Linked DNA regions of Mus musculus: regions 1 and 3 are each linked to region 2. Evidence: chromatin loops called from intact Hi-C (ENCODE). Cell type or tissue: heart. All regions are shown on one strand.

What was found. Hi-C counts contacts between places; a loop is a spot of excess contacts. Peaks named below come from ENCODE experiments on the same cell type or tissue, not always from the same donor. Only the 100,000 strongest peaks of a DNase experiment are listed, where the experiment ranks them.
Region 1: a loop joins it to region 2, with 3 times the contacts of the local background. A loop is called at or near these places in 3 of 42 quality-filtered maps.
Region 3: a loop joins it to region 2, with 4 times the contacts of the local background. A loop is called at or near these places in 6 of 42 quality-filtered maps.

The regions. Positions count from the first base shown.
Region 1 is chr2:114,171,510-114,179,509 of GRCm38, forward strand. It overlaps Aqr (aquarius), which reads right to left and starts at 3,830. Exons shown (of 35, transcript NM_009702.3): 1 at 3,583-3,830; 2 at 1,182-1,238. The coding sequence starts at 3,657. In heart, a CTCF peak has its summit at 3,911 (motif pointing left); a DNase peak (open chromatin) is centred at 3,802; H3K4me3 peaks cover 1,683 bases; H3K27ac peaks cover 1,171 bases.
Region 2 is chr2:113,861,428-113,869,427 of GRCm38, forward strand. No RefSeq gene overlaps it. Among named protein-coding and RNA genes, the nearest start is that of Arhgap11a, 17 kb to the left of the region's middle. In heart, a CTCF peak has its summit at 4,910 (motif pointing right); no DNase peak of the experiment used is centred here.
Region 3 is chr2:114,053,158-114,061,157 of GRCm38, forward strand. C130080G10Rik (RIKEN cDNA C130080G10 gene) reads left to right here and starts at 1,239. Exons shown (of 3, transcript NR_028422.1): 1 at 1,239-2,209; 2 at 3,927-4,154; 3 at 7,639-8,000. It overlaps Gm46757 (a long non-coding RNA gene), which reads right to left and starts at 7,138. Exons shown (of 2, transcript XR_001783436.2): 1 at 7,075-7,138; 2 at 5,096-5,499. In heart, no CTCF peak of the experiment used is centred here; DNase peaks (open chromatin) are centred at 1,134 and 4,254; H3K4me3 peaks cover 4,938 bases; H3K27ac peaks cover 5,726 bases.

The sequences.
Region 1 (8,000 bases), 310 kb after region 2:
GTAAGGCCTAAGCAAGGATGATTGAATCTCACTTAGAAATGGGAATAAAATAGTCACAGGAAGCAGATGGAGGGAGGGAACTGAGTGGGAGAGGGGATAGGGAATTGGGGGGGGGGGGTTCAGGATCAGGTCTGGGGAGGGACAGAAAGATGGCCAGATAGGGCTATGAGAATGAATGAAAATCTGCAACTGATGGGGTTGGGGAGGGGAAGGGCATCTCCAGGATGTGACAGAGACCTGGGATAAGGGAGGCTCCCAAAGAATCAATGTGGGTGACCTTAGTTAGCTAGGACTCAGAGCATTAGGGATATGGAACTTGAAGAGGCCACCTCCTGTAGCCAGGCAGGAATCACAGTGGAGCAATAAAGATACCTACCCACCCACAAAACTTTCGACCCAAAATTTATCCTGTCTACAGAAATGCAGGAATGGGTGATAAAGCAGAGACTGAGGAAACAGCCAATCAATAACCGGCCCAACTTGAGACCCATGGGCAAGCACCAATCCCTAACACTAATAATGATACTCTGTTATACTTCCAGACAGGAGTCTACACATGGCTGTCCTCTTGAGAACCTCCGCCCAGCGGCTGACTCGGTGGGATGCAGAGATCCAGAGCCAAACAGTGGATGGAGCTTGAGGACTCTTATGGAAGAGTTGGGCGAAGGATTGTGGGCTCAGAAGGAGATAGGAACTCCACAGGAAGACCAAGGGAGTCAAAGAACCTGGAACCCCGAGGCTCTCAGAAACTGAACCACCAACCACAGAGCATACACAGGCTGGGCCCTGAAGCTATGTAGCAGATGTGCAGCTTGGTCTCCATGTGGGTCCTGAACAACTGGAGTGGAAGCTATCTTAAAAGCTGTTGCCTGTAGGTGGGATATGCTCTTCTAGCTGGGCTGCCTTATCTGGCCTCGGTGGGAAAGGATGCACCTAGCCCTGAAGAGTCTTGATGTACAAGAGTGGGAAATACCCAAGATGAACCTCCACCCTCTCAAAGGAGAAAGTGGGGGAAGAGGGAAGAGTTTTGGAGCAGGTCACTGGAAGGAGGGGCAGTAAGTGGGATGTAAAGTGAATAGATTTAAAAAAAAAATGTACTGAAAGCTTTTGTTGAATTAATCTTTAAAACAATACCAAGAGCGCAGCTGTTTGCAAATATATTGTAAAACAAAGCTACTTACTTTTATATCAAACGGTGATTTCTTCTTGATATGAGGAGCCCAGTATTTACATGCTAGCTGCAAAAGTGAACAGCATAAGTTTAAGTTCCAGGCTCACAACAGTGCACCATCTAGACATGCAAAGCTGCTTCTTAGCACAGAGCTAGGACTGGAGAACTAACTGGACAATTTTAAAGGTACCATACAGGCGTACCACTTAGTTATCGTCCTTGGCCACAATCCAATAAATACCAGTGATGCTTAGTGTGGTAACTGGCCACCATGATGCTCAAAACACCCAAGCATCCCAAGCCCCTGGCTTGTCTATAATCAGAGTAAAACATTTTTTGGTCCAGTCATAAGGAAATCCAGAGCTCAAGAGATTTAGTGAGCTGCCCATGGTTAGTTAGTCATCAGTTGACTAAATATTTAAAAACAGTTTCAAAATATTCATTAATGTTGATATGTAAAGAAATAAGCCTTTAAATGACTACTATACCCAGACATAAGTAGACAAAAATCATTAAGAAATGGAGTAGAAAGGCTGATTATTAGAAGTTGGTGTTGTATATTTTAGCAGGTCAAGCTTTGCTTAGAAATTTAAATACATATATATATAATCTCTCCAGAATTTGAAGTGGACTATACAACTGTTAAGAAACATAGACTGGGGGTGAAGAAGTGGCTCAGCAGTTAAGTGTACTTGGTCTTCCAGAGGGCCTGATTGTATTCTCAGTACTATCCTGAGTGACTTACAACTCTCTCCAACTGCAGTTCTAGGGAACTGACAGCCTCTTCTGTCCTCCACAGATAACTGCACTCACCAGCACATACCACCCCACCCCAAACACATAATTAAAAATTAAAATTGAAAAACAAAATAGTTCTTACTGATTTTTAAAAACAAAACAAAATCTCTTTTTAAAAAACCAGAAACTCTAGGGAGCACATTTTTTAATAGGTAACTGCACTGTCTGGTAGACTTCAATGCTTGGTGTATCACTAGACAGACACACAGACAGAAAGATGAACGGACAAATGAAACCACGTCTGAAGTGTTCTTCTTCCAAGAAGCTTCTGCAACACTAACGGACAACTAACGCTTCCATCTTTCAGGTTGTAAACAGTTTCAATATATTCTTCTATTTCTGTATTATAAACATTTCACTGATTATTCATCCTCATTGAAGTGAAACAGAGAAGATGGTACCTGTGTGTTCTTTTCATTTACAGCTCAATATCTTACAATCAGCAGACTTTATAAGAGACCTTCTACAATGTGAAAACTTTCTTGTGAACCCTATGCTGGCCTCAAAACAGACAAGGCTAGCCTTGAACTCCATTCCCCACTGTCTTCACATCTCACATGCTGGGAATGAAAGACAGGCACCATCTCTCCTCCGCACTTTCCCTCTCGGTTCATGTGTTCCTGTCATTCTAGCTCTTTCTTTACATTCAAACTTTAAGGTATCAGCACTTGCCTGGACTGTTTTTGTGTTCTTTCTCAAACTGTGTACTTATCTGCATTTAGCTTTAATGCGGTTAAGAAGTCGGGATAGCCTCTCTAATATTGTATAAAAGGATGAAAATAAAGAAAACCAAGTTAACAGGATCCACTTTTTAGTTACCATGGCATATTCAAGTAACCGCAGCTATAGCCATAAAAGCATAAAATTAGGGGGGAAAGGAGGGAGAGACAGACAGACAGGTACAGAGAGAAAGGAAGGGAGGAAAGAAGAAAGGAAGGGCACTTTGGGTAAAAGCATAGGCCAGATCACAGCACTTTCAAAGATTCCAGTCATTATCCCAGGGACAATCAGAATTGTTTACGGGACACTGTAGGAAGACAAGTAATGTGAGCAGGTTTGCACCAGTGAGCACTCTGGAGCAATCTGAAGAACAGGCTGCAGGAGGGCAAGAGGAAATATGACAGATCAACAAGTCTTAGTGGGGAAGGCATCTTTGGGCGAGAGAGGTCCAGAAATACAGACAAACACTGTGTAGACATGCTGGGGCTAAGCGAATGGAAACAGTTTCTAGGCTTCTGCCCTGACAAATCTGCGGAGCCAGAAGAGGCGCGGGAGGGCTTAAATTTTCCCGCACTTACACTCTCAATAATTTCCTAAGAATTAACAAGGATGTGAAAGGCTACAGGCCCGGAATTGGCTCTGTTGTCTCCTAAATGAAAGGTTATAATGACAATTAACTGCCATAGAGCGATCTACTTGTAGACAGAGTCTTGTCAGAGTAATACAATTCAGAAGCACGCTTTGTGGTCTAACGAGGAGCGGCCTCTTTCACTGCAGCTTTTCCAATGTTTAACTAGCAACTTGCACGTACACAAGATATCAAAATCAATCCCAATCCCGGGCTTTAGGTCCTCGGCATCCCTCCTTACACAAGCGGGCACGCCGGGGCTCACCTGAGTGACGAACTCCGCGTTGATCTGGGACACCGTGGGGGCCACGATTTTCTTGGGCTGCGCAGGAGCCGCCATCGCAGCGATCGCCACTGAAGCTGACCAGAGGCTCGTAGCGGCGACTCTCGAAAGCTTTCAAGCAGCGGCGGCGACCCAGCCCCGAGGTGCCAGAGCGCCCGGCACAGACACGCTGGGCTCCCACGGTTCCTCCCGGAACCTGAGAAGTCCCGGCGTTCCCCGGAAGCAGAACTAGTGGGCCCGGAAGTCAAGGCAAGAGTTAAGCTTGAGCTAGAAAGTAGGCTGCCTTTACCTGTCTCTTTATTGCCCCCTAGTGGAAGGAAGAAAGATAACATACAGCGTGTAGGATTGGGTCATAGGGAGAGAGGGGGCTGAAAGATGTGTTGAATGTGATTAATAAAGGTGGGAGTTGAAAGAATAGGATGTCGACTTTATTTGAACGCTAAAGAAAAATATAGTAAAAAGCAAAACCCATACTCTTAGAATTTGAGGCACCGTGTGACTTCAAAAACTGCCTGGAAGTACTGATTGCCATACAATAAACATAAACCAAGTGTAAAACTTAATACACTTTGAAATAGTTGTCTATCTATTATTGTATCACCAGAATCATGGCAATGAGATTACCCAAAGCCATTAAAAGTTACTATGTGTCCTTCTGCCTTCAACCTATCACCCCTTTTTCTCACACAGTCTTCTACTATCATGGATCCTCTGGGTCACTGTTAACTACAGAATTTTATATAAACTTTATGCAAATTTGCAGAGGAATAAAAGAGAGATTGATCAGCGGTTAAGAGCACCAGGTGCTCTTCCAGATGACCTGGGTTCAATTCCCAGAAGCCACATGGCAGCTCTCAATTGTTTGTAACTCCAGGTCCAGAGGCTCTGACACCCTCACACAGACATACATGCACGCAAAACACCAATTCACATGAAATAAAAGTAAAAATAAAATTTAAAAAGAAACTATTTTACATACATTTTAGAATATGTTCTTTTTTGGTCACTCAAAATTATTTTGAGATGCATCTGTGTTGTTCATATCAGTCACTGATTCAGTTGTATTGCTAAATAATAGCCAACTTTTCAGACATACTACAATCCATAAATTTAGTAATATGTTGATATGCGTTTAGATTGTTTCTAGTTGCTGACTACTACAAGAAAGTCCTCTACAGGCGATTCTAAGTCATTATGTAGACATACATTTCCTCTGAAGCAACACATTCAATGGTGTATGTTTGCCATTTTAAGAAATGTCTGTCTTTCCAAAGCAGTTGTGCCTTGCTAACATTTGAGACTTGTGTTGTCTTCTTTCCCTTACCGACTTTTAATATGGATAGTTTTTAAAGTTGTTTTAGGCATACTACGTATGTGGTACATCACAGTATAGGTGTAATTCATGTTCCTCCAATGGTCCATGATGCTGAACTCACAACTTCTTGTGAGTTTTATGCTTTTATCCTCACTAGGGAAATAACTGTTTAAAACTTTAGCCTGGTTCTTATTTGGTCACTTATTTTATAATTCTTGGGTTAGCACACCCATCCCATTTACAAACTCATACATAGGTTGAACAGTTATCTCTAGTAAGTCCTCTCTAGAGGAATATAGGCAGTAGACTGGTACACCATTCTCTCTCTCTTAATTTGTGATATATACCCATCTGCCCAAAATGAGGACTGTGAAAGAAAATAGCTGTAGGTCTGGCCATCAAGTATATACATGTTGTAGCTTTCGTCCCTCCATCTTTTATGGTTTGTAGACATATAGATAAAAATTTGCTCGATTACAATTTTAAATGTAAAGCATTCTGAATATATAACTACCACTGACATGTTATTGCCAACTATGGCATCTATAAAACAGTAGGGCAGGCTTTCAAATGACTTTGATGATGACTCTTAAGATGCTGAAATCGTTATTTTTATACTTCACCATAACTACCCATCAGGCCTTGAATGCAGGTCATGGTGGAAGGACATTAGGAATTAGGAATGAGACTTGAGTTCCCGAGTCCTTAAATCTTCAGGGAAGACCTTGTAAAGACAGTGTGGAAACAGCGGTTGGGGATTATTTTGGGATGATACCTTTTGAGTGGTGTATCAGAGAGGTTGGAGTAGGTAACATGGAGGTGGGGATTTCTGCTGGAAGTAACAAAATCAAAGGGTGGAAAGAGCCAAGGGTGAGCTCCAGCAGGACCGATGTAATGGAAGAAACAAACAGTGAAGACACTTGGCGAACAGAAAGAGCACAAATCTATTCTAAGTAGTTAAAAGGTGTAAAAAACCACACATCAAAAAATACAGAAATAGGCTGAGTTTTAAAGGGGAAACTGGTTCCATTGAATAGAAAATAGATCTGAGGTAGCTATCATTAGATGCTGGAAAAGCCTTTGACAAAACCCAACACCCTCTCATGTTAAAAGTCTTGGAGAGATCAGGGATACAGGTGCATATCTAAACATTATAAAGGCAGTATACACCCCAAATCTCTGCCCTGTTCTGGCCTTGCAAGCTTGGGGCACACAGACCTAATACTCGCACCTCCACCATCCTTGAGGTAGTCGGTCACATAGCCTGATGGAAAAATTACAGGTTTAACTTCCTCTCTCCCTATAAGGATTCCCTCTTATGGAAATGAAGCATCGCCAACACCTCAGCCCCAGCCAGTAATGTGCACTCACCCCGAAAACCCTTACTCACTCCCCAGGGTCTACATAGGCCCCACTACCCCCAAATAAAGAGAGCTGTAACACTAAAAATTGTCTCAGTGAAATTGTGTCATCCCCCAAGCCCCACCTCTAGTCCCTGTCCCTACCTCCACCTCCCCTAGCTCAAGACAAACAAGTTGCTGCAAAGATCCCTGTCTGAAACACCTGCCCAGACAAGCTGCATTGAGGAAGCAGAACTGCGCCAGCACCGCCAACATGGGAGGCAAACACCGGAGGCATCACCATCCCCGATTTCAAGCCACAGAGCAATAAGAGTAAAAATGCCACAGCACTGGCATAAAAACAGACAGGTTGATCAATGGAATTGAATTGAACCTAGGAGCTGTAAAGGTCCTTGCTTCATGGAAGAATCAAACAGTATGTAAACACAGAGTGTTTTCTTCCAGCATCCTGGGGCTGCCTCATTTCCAAGACAGAGAGACATCCAAGTGAGCTTGCAGGCCTGATTAAAGCACATTAGGGATGTTAATCTCTATGTTAATCTGTTGGGTCCCTCTCCATGGGCATTCCATTACTGGGATGTGGGGGCTGGAAACTTGCTGGGGAGATCTGGGAACTGTTACTGAGGAAGTAACTAACTGAGGAAGTCTGGAAATTGTTGCTGACCCATTGTCCTTGCTTTAGGCCAGATGGCTGGAGCATCCCATTACCTGGGCATAAAGACTGGAGCCTGGGATTTTTTTTTTTTCTATTAGTATTTGACTTGCCTGGGCTTGCCCAGTTTTTAGGCAATTTGTCTCCTTGAATCCCAATTTGAAGTCTGTCATGGACTCAGCCTAGCCTTCTCAGAACCAGAAGTAAACCTACACACCCATGGAACTTGATTTTTGAGAAAGAAGCCAAAACTATACAATGGAAAAAAAGAATGAGGAATGCAAATAGACCCATCTTTAACACCCTGCACAAAACTCAAGTCCAAGTGAATCAAAGACCTTAACATAAAACTGGAAACACTAAATCTGATAGGAGAGAAAGTGGGAAATAGCTTTGAATACAATAACATAGGAGATAAGTTCCTAAACAGAACACCAACAGCTCAGGCACTAAGATCAACCATTAATAAATGTAATCTCATGAAACTGAAAAGCTTCTATGAGGCAAAGGACAACATCAAAAGGACAAGATGGGGAAAGATTTCTACCAACACCACATCTGAAAGAGGGCTGACATACAAAATATATAAAGAAACCTAGAAACTAGATGTCAACAAACCAAATAATCCAATTAAAAATCTGGGTACAAATCTAAACAGAATTCTCAACAGAGGAATCTCTAATGGTAAGACACACTTCAAGAAATGCTCAACGTCCTTAGTCATTAGGGAAATACAAATCAACACGACTTTGAGAATCCATCTGTACTGGCTGGTTTTGTATGTCAACTTGACACAGCTGGAGTTATCACAGAGAAAGGAGCTTCAGTTGAGGAAATGCCTCCATGAGATCCATTGTAAGGCATTTTCTCAATTAGTGATCAAGGGGGAAAGGCTGAAAGAACTCAGTGGGGAAACCCCCACTCAGCTCCCGATTTGGCGTGCACCCAAGAATCGCGAATAGAACACAACACCTTGATGTAACAACAAGAGGTTTTTTAATGGCGGAGCTCCGGGTTGAAACGTATCTCACACAACAGGAGACAGTGGATTCGACCACGAGGCTTGGAAGCT
Region 2 (8,000 bases):
ACACAAAGGAAGACACAACTTCGGTCCAATTTGGGTTGGCTATATGTTCAGCTCCTAACAGAACCTAGAGATGTCCATACCATCCATGTGGTTCTGTTTTGACAGCATGAGAAAACAAGAGGTTATGGAGAGTGGGTGAGATTGGTACCATGTGACAGGATTAGAGGCCCTCTGCAGAAGCCCCTGAGAAGACATTTAATGGGGCTGTGAAGGTAAGGTTTCAGTTGCAGGGCAGATTCCAGGATCTATAGTTGACAGGACCATGGGATGTCTACCAAGAGAGGTGGAGGTATGTGGTACAATAGTCTAAACCTGAGAGAGAAGTTGTGTGTGCAGCAGATGACAGGGAAGGGTAGACTACTTAGCCCTTTGGAGCCAGGAAAATTACACTGTGAGCTCCAGATGATGGGCATGTCTTTCTTTGGTATGATTGGTTACTTGCTATACCTTTGTTTTTACATTTTTGGATAAAAATGTTTGTTCTGTGTAATTATATTTTGAAAGTATAAACTTGTTCTTTATTTTATATGGTATCATCGTTAAGAAAGTTTGGATTTTTAAAGTATTGGAGTTATGGCCCTCAGGCTTTTAAAATTGAATTGGTTTTGTTTGTTTGTTTGTTTGTTTGTTTGTTTGTTTGAGACAGGGTTTCTCTGTGTAGCCCTGGCTGTCTTGGAACTCACTCTGTAGGCCAGGGTGGCCTCGAACTCAGAAATCCACCTGTCTCTGCCTCCCAAGTGCTAGGATTAAAGGCATGCGCCACCACTGCCTGGCTGAATTGTATTTTATATTATTTTAAAAAATAAGGGGAGCTGCAGAGATGTCTCAGTAGTTAAGAGCACTGGCTGTTCTTCCAGAGATCCTGAGTTCAATTCCCAACAACCACATGGCATCTCACAACCATGTATAATGGAATCTTATGACCTCTTATGGCCTGCAGGCATTTATGCAGACAGTGCTATCATACACATAAAATAAAAATAATATTAAAAATAATTTTTAAAATTCTATATAAAAACAAAATATGAGATTTTGGAGACAATGTCAGAAGGTTATGACTTAAAGTAGAATGTTTGAGGCTGGAGAGCTAGCTCAGCAGTTAGGAGTGTATACAGCTTGACTTAATTACTTTTCTATTGTTGTGATAATACACCATGTCTAAGACAATGTATAAAAGAAAGTGTTTAACTGGAGAGTACATTTTCAGAAGGTTAGAGTTCATGATTGTAGAGCAAAGGCATGGCAGAAGGAGCATTTGAGAGCTTATATCTTGATCCACAGCTAGGAGGAAGACAGAAAACTAACTGGGAATGATACTGGCTGGCTTTTGAAAACACAAAAGTTTCCCCCAGCTATACATCTCCTTGAATAAGGCCACACTTCCTAATTCTTCTCAAATAGTTCTACCAACTGGGGACCAAATATTCAAACATGTGAGCCTGTGGGGCACATTCTCATTCAAACCCCTTGCAAAGAACCCTAGTTTGTTTCCTAGTGCCAACATCTCACAGCTCATAACCACCTATAATTCTAGCTCCAGAAAGATCTAATGTCTCTGGATTCCACAGGCACCTACTCTCTCTCTCTCTCTCTCTCTCTCTCTCTCTCTCTCTCTCTCACACACACACACACACACACACACACACACACACACACCCTTTTAAAAATATTGTTTGTGTGGTGGCTAGTTTACAGATTTGACACAATCTAGAATTACCAAGAAAGAGAATCTCAATGAGTCATTAACTTAGTGACAGGTTACCTAGATTTGATTTGCCTGTGGATCTACCCATGAGAGATTGTCTTGATTGCTATAATTAATGTAGGAAGACACCATTCCTGGATTTGGGGCCCTGGGCAGTGTATGAGCACTAAGTAAGCATGCATTCATTTCTCTTCAGTTGGGACAGTAGATATGATGTGACCAGCTTCTTTCCCTCTGACTTTCCTCAAGTGATGGACCGTAACCTAGCGTTGCAAACCCAAATAAACCCTTCCTACCCTGAGTTGCTTTTTGTCAGTGTATTATCTCAGAAATAGAAATGAAACCAGGACTCTGATCCAAAGCCTCCCTAGCAGTTTCCACTTAGCCCTTGCATAAGTAGTCTAGAGTTTTAAACTAATCTCCGAAACACAGCATGGATGATGTGTTCTTTGGGCTTTCCAAGAAGCAGATGCTAAGACAAACAGATGTACAAGAGAGCTATTAGAGGGAAGCACTTTAAAGTAGAAAGGGAAGATAGCAGGGGCCATCAGAGGGAACCTTTAGACCAAGACCCCCGTGAAAGGAGAACAGAACCTCAAATTACAGCATGCTGCTAAGAAAAACTGGACGAGCTGCTGGGAAGGTCCCCATCCAGTGCTACTTGGTAGAGGAGTCTAAATCGCCCAGGAATGAGCAGGTCATTGACTGCAGCAGTACAGACTATGAACACAATGATGGGCTCAAAAGTCAGCAACACGGACCTCTGTTGCTTATACTCTTAGAATTAGGAAATCAGAACAGGATATTTTGATGACCTTGGAGAGTGTTGTCAAACAACTGGGGCTAAAATTCCAGCTCTACCACTTAGTCATGGGTGATTTATAACTTCTGTAACTTTTTTTTTTTCTTTTGGTGTTTCAAGACAGGGTTTCTCTATTTAGCCCTGACTGTCCTAGAACTCAAACCATAGACAGGTTGGCCTTGAACTCAAAGAGATCTGCCTGCCTCTGCCTCTGAAATACCAGGATTAAAGGTGTGTGCCACCATCACCTAGCACCTGTGATTCTTAAAGTAAGTAAGATGGGCATTGTGTCACATGCCTTTAGGTACTTGGGTGACTGGCAGGGACATCACTGAATTTGAGCCTAGCCTGGGCTACAGAATGAGTTCTAGGACAGCCAGGGCTACAGACGCAACCCTGTCTTGGGAAAAAAAAATCCTTATAGGCAAGACAATCTACATCACTAAGTTATTAGGAGGGTTTCCCTCTCCCTCTCCCTCTCCCTCTCCCTCTCCCTCTCCCTCTCCCTCTCCCTCTCCCTCTCCCTCTCCCTCTTTCCCCCTCTCCCCCTCTCCTCCTCAATGCAACTCATGTTGTAGTCCCAACATTTTGTCTGGTATATCAAATGCCTCAATCGATGTTAAATATTTTTATGACATATTTTTGAAGTTGTATGAGATGCTGAAAGGAAGGAAAAGGCCTCCTTCACATGTGTTGCCCCCTGTTGACTCTTCTCAGCATCTTTCTTGAATGACCATCTCTTCTGCTGCTTGGATGCTGCTGAACTTCACCTCCAAGTGCTTAGCAACAGGGAAGAGGGTCCAAACTCAGGTCCTGTGATTATGCAGCAGACACATTATTCTTGTTTTACAAACTTTCCTGAAAATTCAAGGAAAGAAAAAAAGCTCTAATGGGACCAATGTTGAGATGTCTTCATTCTGGCCCAATGGTTAAGACGGGGCTATTTTTAAGGGATACCAGCCACCAGCTGCATGATTTTATGACATTAACTGACTCAAATTCATGAGCTAGTGTTCACTGACCATGCAGCAGAGATGACAAGCAGAAGTGACTATTAACTACAGATAGCAGCTTTACAACTCAGGAAGAAAGTAAGTAGAAATACATGAAGAGGCTGAGTGGCCATCTCCCATCTGTACTTCCACCAGAAAAGGCTCTGTATCCTTAGGCACATCGGTATAAAACAGGAAGGGGGCATGACTTGGAAATATTTCTAGGGAACAGTCTCTAGAAAGAGTTGTTCTTCTGCATAGCCTCAAAACTGCAAAAGTCTGTGATGTTTTTGTCTAGTCTCTGGCAAAATTTAAATTCTGTAACCATCTAAGAAGTTCCACCAAGGCACTAGGAGGTAAGGAGCAGCATATGTTCAACACAGCATGTCAGTTGTTAGTCCTCACTGCACACCTAGGAAGAGGCTGTTATCCCCACTTACAGACAAGAAAGCTAAAACTTGGAGAATAAAACTGTACATCCCAACACATTAAACCTTACGTCTGTGTTCAGTCTAATACACAGTTCTCTTTTTTTTCCGAGACAGAGTTTCTCTGTATAGCCCTGGCTGTTCTGGAACTCACTCTTTAGACCAGGCTGGTCTCAAACTTAGAAATCTGCCTGCCTCTGTCTCCCAAGTGCTGCGATTAAAGGCGTGTGCCACCACTGCTCAACTAATACAGAATTCTTATTGGTAAAGTTCCAGTTATTCCTGTGAGGACATACTAACCTTGGTTGCTAAGTCACCTTGCCTGACTATAGGAAATCTCCCTGAGGAAAAGTATCCCTCAGTAAAGTCCAATTTCCCGTAATAGGCTGGTTAGTTTTAGGATCACTTTCTTCATATTGTCCTGAGAGGTGAGATGCTTAAATGTCCCAACTGCTTTATTTTTTTCAAAGGAGGAGATTGATGTCATCATGGAGAAAAGAGGAAAAGCCTTGTGGAAAGAAATGACAATGTCAAAAGATACGGAAATTCACTTTAGAATCATTTGAAGCTGCCCACATGATTCCAACTGCTTCTTAGGAGAATAAGTTATGGATTTCATGGTGTGGATACCTATCACATGGCATTGTTATAAGAGGGAGCAAATGTAAGAATGGTTTGTATTGTGAATAGCCAAGAAAGTGAGCTATTTTAACTTGTAAATAAATTAATTTTATAATTATTATTTTGTGTCCAAATACACTTCACATTGTACCAAGCTCCATTCTTTTGAGCATGTATCTCATATTGTTGGGGCAGGGTGTACTGAAAAGATACCTAAAGATCGACCAATGACCTCTTCTAATTAATAGTTTTATGAATTTTAAACTAAAATGGTACATTTAAAAAATAATTTTAAAGCAAAATTAATGCACATATCAATTTAATTTTACAGTAACTAAGAACTATACTAGACATCACCAGCAGAGGGGAGTAAGGGAACATAAAATAATTTTGGTTTCAGGTAATTTTAGTTCATGAGTAGGCTCAAAGCTCTCGACTCTATACTTATTTACTTAGCCAGAAGATCCATGGGAGTGCACTAAATTTGATTAATAATTCCACTTGTGATGGCAAGCAAAAGCTGTTCAGGTTAAAAGGATAGTGACTTGCATCAGAAGTTATAGAAGAAGAGGAGAATGAATAATGGTGTAAACTTTTTCCAAGTCATTTCTCAATTCTCTAAGTAACCCAAGAACTCTTGGGTTCATGATCCTCCAGTCTCATGAGTGCCTGGGTTTCAGGGGTGCTTTAGCAGCCTAGATCCCTAGGGACTCTTTTATGGTCTTGACTCTAATGTTCTAAAGCAGATTCTATCCTCTTTTCTCTAGCAGTAGAACATGATGTGGCCTGTAGCAGATGAGACAGTTTCGCCATAGCATCATTGTAGTGACTTTTAAAGTTTCCTGAGCTTGTCTTCTGGAATGGGCATAGGCACCACTTTTGTATTATGGGACAAATAACTTGATACATTCATACATTCACTGAGATAAATATCATGGAGCTAAATACATATTTTGTATTATGGGATATATCATTCTATTATAAAAATGGCCAAACTTATAGAAGGGAGAAAGAGAAAGCAAAATATGGAGTTGCATTAGTTACTTCCAGTGAGGCGACTGTGGTAGATTTTACTAGAGACTGATGAGTGGTTTGTTAGCCCAGCCATCAATGGACCCAGATTCTGTTTTGATGGTGAATCCTATTAGTAATGCCTAGGAGAGTTCTTCTATTTCTTTTGGTTTGCTTAAATGGGAGATAATTTTTACATATGATTTGATGGCATTCACATAACAATAAAAGAATGGATATATAGGGGTCTGGGTTTGTTGTCAATGTGACACATCTGGGAAAAAGAAGACCCTGTGGAAGAACTGCTTCCAATAACTGGCCAGTGAGAAAGTCTGTGAGACATTTTCTGATTGCTGATTAATGTAAGAGACCCAGCCACTGTAGGAAGCTCCACCCTTAGGAGTTTGGACCTAGGTTGTGCAAGAAAGAGAGCTGAATATGAACCAGAAGCAAGTCACCAAGCAGCCTTCCTCTTGGTATTGCTCTAACTTCTGCCTCCAGGTTCCTGCCTTGAGTTCCTACTTTGGCTTCCCCACTGGATGGGCAGGTAGCTTGTAAGCCAGATAAACCCTGTTCTCTCCCAAACTGCTTTTGGGACGTGTTTTTATCACAGAAACAGAGAGCAAATTAGAAAAACGGGCAATAAGTTTTGCATGTCTATTGTTATTTTAGTAGTGGGGATAAATCTAAATCTATTTTTCCTCTTCTTCCTGAGAATTAAGGAACTTGCTGTAAAGTGCAAAGAGAAATGATTCCATGTGTGTATAGAGGTGTATGCTCAAAACACTTATCCTCAGCTCTTTCCCCTGAAGGAGGCACCCTCTTTTTACAGAGATGTTTCCAGGTGCACAGATAAGCCCATCCATTTTTCATTTCAGGATCTTATTTCAATTTTTCATCTATTTTTTTCCATTCCAATTTTTTTCTTCTCAATTGGTTCTTTTCTTATCCTAAAAAAAAAAAAAAAAAAAAAGTACTCATCTCAGAAAAGCAACCAACCAAAGAACAGCAAAAAAGAAATACAAGAGAAAACCTTTCTTAAGTTCTTAATCTACCCTATTCCACCCACTGGATTCATACATAATCCTTGCAAGAGTGTCCCTTAGCCATGGCGTTCTGGTCCTCGCTGTCCCTGGGTCACTGTAGTCTGGGTCTCATGGTCATTAGTACACTGTAAATGTTCTTGCTGAGGAGACAGCAATGTGGGAGACAAGCTGGCTGGCTGGTTTTCAGCCTTTATTGCACTGCCCTGGCTAGCTGACAGTGCCTCCCTCTTGGATGTCTCCTAGTTGTTTCCTATGTCACTCATGCTGTAAGGACTCCGATTCCCTGGGGTTTTGTCTCCATTCCCCTCCCACCCTGCGTGCTCACCCTGAATGATGCCATTCACCAGTATGGCTTTCCTTTCTTATCACAGTGCGTTCAGCTCTGTATTGCCCTGGTTCAGATCTTACTGGGGTGCTCCAAGTCCACCTTACTTACTGTGTCTCCATGAACAGTTCCCTTGGCTTGATATATAGGTTTTCTCCATGCTCCTTGATCTCCTCCTCAGCGTCTTGGTGTCTACCCCTCAGCAGCCTGCTTGTTCTTCTTCCTGTTTTTTTTTTTTTCATATCAGTTGATGCCATCACCTCCAGTTCACTCTTAAAATTCTTAGTCATCCTAAGTGCAGCCCAGCAATGCCTTTTGAAGCTAATCATGGATTAACATCTCTTGTTGTTCAATTTGTAAGAACAATTGAGACTTGGGAGTTCTTCTTCTTAGATCTTTACGCCATTTCAGACCAGCACCGCCATGTCCTCTGCCATACTCTTTCATGTCTGTGTCACATTCTATCACACATCCTATGCAGAGCTTTGGAAATCACTACTGACAAATAAGCCCCAGGAGGGGATGGTATCACTCACACAGTGGGAGGAGAGAATGAGGACAGAGCCTGGGCCTTTCTGTGTCTATAGGACATAATTGGCATCTCTTGAACTTGAGCTGGGGAGGGGTGATAGAGAGGCTCAGGGGGTAGGATACTTACTATGTAACTATGAGGCTCTGAGTATGAGTCGGCACACCCACATAAAAGTCAGGCATGGCCGTTTGTTCTTATAATTCTAACATTGGTGGAGTGGAGACAGGAGGATCCAATGAAACTATGTGCCAGCCAACCAGGCCCAAACACTGGGATTCAGGTTCAATCTGGGGCAAGAGATACTGTCTTAAGGGAATAAGGCAGAGAGCAATGGAGGAGGGCACCTGATTCCTTCTCTGGTCTCCATATATTCTGTGTATGCATACTTTTCATATGTATACACACACATACACACACACACACACACACACTTTACACACAAAGAATAGAATTGTCTTATAGGTGCATATGAAAATGTACACAGCCATATCCACACATGTAAATGACTTTTGAGGCTCATAAAGTAGTTTTGATTCAG
Region 3 (8,000 bases), 190 kb after region 2:
GCTCTTCAGCCCTTCCAAACTAAGGGACAATGAGTCACACACACACACACACACACACACACACACACACACACACACACACACACACACAATGCCGGAAGACTTGGCGCCCTGCCCTTGGAGAAGGGTCCTGACAGCTGGGCTGGGGCTGCAGGGGACAGACAGCAGCTTCTCATCTTCCAGTACTGGGAGACAGAGGAGCAGAGTCATAGGCACAAAGAGCAGCTTGACAGGATATTTGAGTACCTGGATGCAAAAGGGGCACCTGGGTAGTGCATCTTCTGGTCTCCTTTAGCCTGAGCTGGGACTATGCTCATCTAGATGGGAAAGCCAGAATTCACCAGTCTCGGACCCACTGCAGACATGGTCTTGAGTTGGCAGAGAAGAAGCTGAGAAGGGTTGTCTGAGGGTCTAGCCAAGTCCAGCCCAGAGGCCAAATAGTTCTCATCCACTCTGTAAGAGTTTTGCTCAAAATCAGATTTCAGTCTATGAGCCACCACCGGGTCTTCAGATGCTAAAATAAATGGAGGCACTGATACCAAAAATATCTCAGTTACTTGCTGGCAGATAGATGGGCATCTTTTAAACAGGCTTTGATAAAGTTCTTCATCCCAGGTAATGACCCACCTTAAAAAGCAAATGTTTTTGTGGAGAAGTTCATAGCCACTTAGGATAAGAGAATTTACCAACCCTCCTACACGAAGCGTGGACCATAGATAAACAGCATCTTCATAACTTGAGTGATTTAGAAATACAGTATCCCTGACCCCGCCCCAGAGTCAGATCTACTGTATGGCAAGATAAGATGTCCATGATTAGCATTGAAAGTGTGAGAAGCATTGCTACAAACGGGAGTCATCTCCTTCGTGGAGAACACTTTGAAGGAACTTTGCATTTTTTTTTTTTTCAGAATGAAACAGAAAGATAGCAGTGAAGAGAGGGGGAAGGAACAGGAGAGAAAAGGACACAGGTCACTAGCTTGCCCTGGGGTGCCCTGTATTCTTGGTTCTTGACTAGTGCTTGGACTTCTAATGCTGTGCTTTTCCTTCAGTTCACACCAGTTAAAAATAGAAAACTGGGCACCGGCATCTCTGTCTAGAGTGGGCTTGGATTGATATGCTGAGCAGGACTGCTGATTAGATACTTCAGGGGCCGGGCAGTGCTGGGTCCTCCCCTCAGAGCTTCTCAACCATGTTTGGGATGGTCTAGGGATGAAACTGCTGGACAGCTGAGCCATGGAGACTGGGGAGAGGCCTGCCTGGCTGAGACCAAGCCCTGCTGTACCATCTGCATTTGACAGTGAGGATGCCCATTGACAGGAAGCAGACGTAGAGAAAAGGAGAATCAGAATGATCGACAGGCTTCAAATCCTACCTCTAACACTTAACTACGTTCCGCACGTTTGGTCTCGGGCAGGCCAGTTAACTCATCAAGACCCCATTTTCACCCCCCTGAAAAGTGGCATAGTAACTCAGTTCTATTGAGTTACTGAGGACTGGCCCACAAAGAGACAAGCAATGTAAGTCAGACGCAAGACAGACTGAACCTGCTCTGTCACCATTCGATACTTTTAGAGGTGGGATTAGCTTTCTGTTTGGAAAAATTGGGTCACTACCATTCATTCCTCCATTCAACAATGTTCTATTGATTATGAAGCAGAGTTCAGTGGTAACTAGCACACAACAGGATTTATCCTCAGTGGTAATTGTGGAAGTCAGAGACGTGGAACATCCTTGGAAGGGAGAGGTGGTTTCACTGGGTTATTTAGAAATGGGCCAGAAAGCATCTAAATGGAGTTTCACAGATAGCCTTTTTTGAAATATCATTTAAGTTTTTGTTTTATTTATTTTTTTTTTTGGCATCATTGAAATATATTCATATAGGCCAGGATAAGCCCCCCTACAAAATGGGTAACAGAAGATGACCTTGAACTCCTGACATCCCAATTTCTACCTCCTGAGCGCTGAGACTGTAGGTGGCCTAATTGTTTCTAAAGTAGAATGGATCTGAAGTTCCTGAACTTGCGTGCAAGCGTTTGACAGAGGCTGATGAGAGATTCCTGTCACTGTGTGTGTGCCGAAGTTCTCTGGAACTGGGACCGGTGATATTGATCTGACCCTCTGCAGTGTTCCGAGGGCTTGCTTACCCACTCCAAGTCTGTGAGTCCTAATGAAGCAGAGCTAAGTCCGCTGAAGACCACCTTTGGGAGGTAATACGCATCCTTGAGACATTTTTAAAACTATGTTTTATGGTCCATTGAGTATATTTTAATTTTTTAAAAAATATTTATTGTTATTAGTGTCTCTGGAGGGAGGAGGCGTTGGTGTCAGAGTATGGGAGAAAGTTGAGAGACCCACTTGGTTCATCTGGTTTTCTCTTCGGCCTTCACATGAACCTTAGAGATTGATCTCAGGCCATCTGTCTTGCACAGTTCACTTTTACCTGCCGAGAATTATTATCAGACCTCAACTAGTCTTTTAACACTTAAAGCAACATATATTTTCATGTTGTTATATTTATACTAAAAAGGAATACTTTTTCTCAAAGGTTTATGACAACTGCATTCAAAGCTCTTCTTCTAACTTTGAAATATAGTATGCATCGTCTACAGTTACCCTACTGTGCAACAACACACAAGGACTTATTGTTGTCTAACTGTAGGAGTCCTGAGTCTCTCCAGCCTCTAGTAACTACCTGCTTCTATGAGATCAGCCTTTCCAGAGTCCACACGAGTTAGAACATGTGGAATTTGTCTTTCTATGTCTGGTTTATTTCACCTTAACTTAATAATCTAGATCTGATTCCATCCACGTTATGGTAAATGACAGAATCTCTCTCTCTCTCTCTCTCTCTCTCTCTGTGTGTGTGTGTGTGTGTGTGTGTGTTGTAAATGCAAACTGGTTGTTTGCATTTACCAGATCATATGAGTATTACTGTAATAAACACTGCAGTGCAAACATCTCCTTAATGTACAGACATTATTGTCATTGGAAACAGATCCCCTGAGTGTGTGTGTGTGTGGTTGGGGGTCCTACATCATATGATAGCTATAATTTAAAGTTTTCAAAACTCCCTTAATGGCTGAACTAATTTGCATTCCGTCCAAAGTGGGCCAGCCTCCCCTGTCCTCAGTATCTTTTGGCTTTGTGATAATAACCACAACCTGAGGATGATCGGATGATGAGTGCGGTTTTGACTTGCATTTCCCTGGTTAGTGCCTCTGTTTCCCTAATTGTTCATATGCCTGCTGGCCATTAGCTGTTTACGTACATTTCTCCTGAGAAATGTCTGTTTAGATCTATCGAAATTTCAAATAGTTTCATTTATTTATTTATTTGCTTTATTTAACTTGGCCATTAAGTTTTCTAGCACCTCATATATTTGAATGTTAGTCCTTTGGGAGAGAGAGTTTGCAAGTATTTCCTCCCATTTTATAGGTTATCCCTTTACTGAGAATTGCTTCATTAGCTGTGCAGATACTTTTTAGTTTATAATCATATTTGCTTGGGGTTTTTTTCCTTTTATTTCCTGTGGTTTCTGTGTCTTGTCCTTAAAGATTTGTAGTATGCAATATTTACTACTGTACCAATGTTTATATCTGTATTTACTATATAAATGGTGATACAATAGTATTTACTATTGTTCACATTTTAAAGACACTAAGCATTGAGTATTTACTATTGTATCGCTGTTCATTTCCACAGTTTAAGGACACTAAGTTCTATTTTATATATTTTAAAATATAAGTTAATTAAGTTGGTAAAAATCTTCAGTTTTTCATTTCATGCAAATCTTCAGTGATTTATTTAATTTGGAAATTGAGATAATCAAGTGCATAGTTCAAAAGCGCTAAATACATTCACACGGTTATGCTGTCAGCCTTAATTTTATTTGTTCATGCTTATTGTAATTAAAATGACTTTCAGATCCTGGAGTGGCTGCTCCCTGAAGAGAGTCCTGGTCCTAGGAATCTGGGATTCTACCTGAAGTCCCAAAGATGAACAAATGGTAGAGAGGCACCTGACTGAGCCTGCTTCCTAACCGACTTCTCAGAACTGCCTGCCGCTGGGCTGCCTAACAGAAGCTCAAGTTCTGGGATTCCACCCTTGAAGAGAACTGAATCTGCACTTAACTTAGTGCGCCCTGTAGGTCAGGTGAGTTTCTCCTTTCCACATTGCCTGGCTCTGCTTCCCCAGGGCACAGAGCTTTGCTGGATGGTAGCCCAAACGGCCACTGTTGGCCAGAGTCCTGCTTGGCTGACCTTGAGTGTCCCAGTGGGATAGCAAAGCCAGGCGGGTCCCCAGGGCTGTGGAGAGCCAGCAAGGTTCTTCCTGGCGCAATAGGCCGTGAGGGTGACGTGCAGAGCAAGCTAAAGGGACAGAAGGTGGGACAGTTCCCTGTGTCCTTGCCTGGGGGAAGCCTGTTTCACCCACCATCTGCTGGGATCTGAAAGGGAACGGCCCAGCCTCCTCCCCTGCACTGGGGGATTAGCAGTCACTTATCTCAGCTGTTCCTCCATTTGGAGGTGTCGTGGTATTTACAGAGAAGCCAGAAACAGACCAAGCCACACTTAATTCCTCCCCACAAGCTGCCCTACCCCTCGGTCCCTCCTGCATTCCATGTGCCTGTGAGGAGCCTGAGAGAGGCTCTCTCTAGACCAAAGCAGGGCTGCGGGGTTCGAGGAGGGAGGGTGTGGTGGGGGTGGAGGGGGGCGGGGCGGCAGCATTCTCAGACATTTTTATTTTATCTCTTTACACACTTTCATCTTCATGGCCTCTGGCTGGAGCTCAGTTTCAATTTTCATTAAATAAGAAAGAGATGGGACTAGAGAGATGTAGTCGCCCACACATCCCGGTGCTCAGGAATGGCTAATATTTATGGTTTACGGCTTGTTTTTGTGCAACCTCCAAAGAGATTAACCTAGTTGGGAGAGTATTTTGACCCCCAAATCGAATCTGTTCTTGGCAGATTCCAAGATTCCAGAAGGAGTATCTGCCTTCGGACATGATAAGACCAGTTGTAACACGCCATCTAAAAAGATTCAGAAAGGAAGACAAGAGGAGGAGGAGGAGGAGGAAGGGGAGGTAGGCGCTGATGGAGTCACTAAGCTTTAATAATCGAAGAATGCATTTTTCACTGGCCTCTGCCCTGGTAGAAGGCAGGGAAACCAGGAAGGATTTCTGTTGAGCCTTTTTAAGTCCTTAAAAGGAGTGTGACCTTCAGGCATCAAGTGCTCACTCTTTAGGATCCTTCTTGGAACGCGTCCCTCTTAGCTCAGATTTGGCTTGCTCCGCATATTAGCGGTGAGTCTATTTATGGGGTTTTGGTTTTTCAAGTGTTACCTGGAGCAAGCCCACTTTTCTTGGTTAGCCCAAACATGGCAATGCCCAAGCTAAGCTTCGCAGAGTTTCTGCTACCGGAAACAGTTACGTCATGTATAGTGGGTGAGCTGTGGACTTCGTTTCCATTCACCTAGGTGATGTGAAACTCCTCTGTTCCCTGTCAAAGAACAGACACACATCAAACACAAGGCAGTGGTATCAGGAAGGTTAATCATACATGTTTATAGAGCACTTCTTCAGGACTAAATCTGATTTGAGATTTTCTGTGTATGTACAGTCAACCAGATTAAGTTGTAGAGACGCTAAACAGAATGCCAGCTACAGGGCTCATTCCACAGGTTTGTCCTTCCTCCTTCCTTCTTCTTTCCTTCCTTCCTTCCTTCCTTCCTTCCTTCCTTCCTTCCTTCCTTTTTTTTCAAAAGAAAACTTCTCTTTTTTTTTTAATTAGGTATTTTCCTCATTTACATTTCCAATGCTATCCCAAAAGTCCCCCATACTCTCACCCCCCCCCCCACCCACTCCCACGTTTTGGTCCTGGCGTTCCCCTGTACTGGGGCATATAAAGTTTGCAAGTCCAATGGGCCTCTCTTTCCACTGATGGCCGACTAGGCCATCTTTTGATACATATGCAGCTAGAGTCAAGAGCTCCGGGGTACTGGTTAGTTCATAATGCCCCAGAGAAAACTTCTCTTTTTTAAAAAAAAAATATTTTTTTAATTAAAATCTCTATTTAGTCATTGAGCGGATGTATGAAGTATGGTATAAATGTGGACATTGGGGACAATATATGGGTGTCAGAATCTTCCTTTCATCATCTAGATTGTGGGGATCAAAGTCAAGTCATAAGATCTGGTGACAAGCACCCTACCCACTAATTGAGCTTGATGGCACATAGGCCTGCTTTTTGATTTGATAGTGTTTATTGAAATACTGAGTAAGAGATGGGCTAATCCCTCTGTTAAAAGATGCTGTGGATGGCCACCTCAGGGATATGATCTCTACAAACCTCTTAGTCTCCTATCTCACTCTAATACCAAGAATCATAGCACTCAACAAACAAAGGAGCTTGTTTTGAGTCTGTGGCTCTTGAAAACAACATATGTGGTCCAGCTGTTAACCCAAACCAAAGCAGTTGGGGTCTATTGCACACAACCATCTCTGAGCTTCACTTTCCTTTCTCTTCCCCTTTTTACTTTAATGTATTTTCATATGCCTTTGGAAGCTACTGTAGAGCTTTTCTGTGGGACAAAAAAAAAAAAAAAAAAAAAAAAAGGACTGGATGGTAGAAATAAGGATGAGAGAATGCATGAACTTGGAACTAAGCTGTTCAGGTCATGAGTCATCACTAGTCCGAGATGAGTCACAAAGACCTTCAACCTTCTTCTATCACAGTGAAAACAGATTACTTAATGAGAAGACCCACTGCCCACATACCATAATATTTTTCTTTTCCTCTTTTAACATTCAACTATACAAAACAATGGGTTCTACTGTGACATTTTCATGCACACTTAGTTTTCCTTTTGATATGGTAAGTATAAAACTGCAGATCTGAACCAGCCTACATCCCATTATAGAAATATTTGCTTATTGCAGTGGATTAGGAAACATTGAAAAGTACAAAGGAAATGACACTTCTGGGAGAACTGTAGAGCTCTGTCTTGTAACGTCCCTAGAATAAACTAAGTGTGACATAAAAAGTCAGGTGACCTTGCCTTTTGTATCTACTTACAGCTGCTGGACGGAGGAAAGACAAGCTGCCTCCTAGCAGGGTCCTCTGCAAGAATGCCCACTTGTTCTTCAAAGAGAGATGCGCAGTGCCAGGAATTTGCATTAAAAGCATTTCTTGCTCCTGCCATTAACATCTAAATCATCTTTAGCTAACAGCTGAAACCAAAGAATGCTGCAGCAGGAGCAGCATCTGCCCTGGGATTATACTATCCATATCTTCTTTATATGTTTTAGTTCAGCTGTTGAACGCTTTCAAAATGGCACTCTGAAAACAATGATCTATTATTACAGACAAAACGTAGCTATACGTGTATATTTCCAAAGGCTTTGTCTTCCTATGAAAGATCACAAAGCTGCTATTTTTTAGGGGAAAATATATCTTCTAGCTATTTAGTGATCAGTATTTTTTGATCAGTAAACTCTGGGTTAAGAATTTAAGCAACATTTATTGTTATTTTCTCTCTCTCTCTCTCTCTCTCTCTCTTTCTCTCTCTCTCTCTTGAGCTGTATACGTTCTTTGCATATGTATTATGTTTTATTAATGTTGTTTGTTTGTTTGTTTCAGGACATGTAGTTCTTGCTACCCTGAAGCTCACTATGTACGACAGACTGGCCCCAACACACTGAGATCTGCGTGGTTCTGTCTCCCCGGTGCTGAGATCAAAGGCACGTGTATAGTTAGGGCACAGGACTTTTACTTATATGTTATGGCTCTAGGTTTGTTTTCATGGGATTCCTGATTGTGCCAGCAATTGGGTCTCTGTGTCTACATCTGTTTCTTTTGCCTTTTCTTTGACTCCCTCTCTTTTGTTTGTTTCGTTTGCCCTATTCTGATGTGTTAGTTTTTGTTTTATCTTATTATATTTTATTATTATTCATCAAGTGCCCTTCTGTTTTCTGAAGAGAAACAGAAAGGTGGTGAATTTG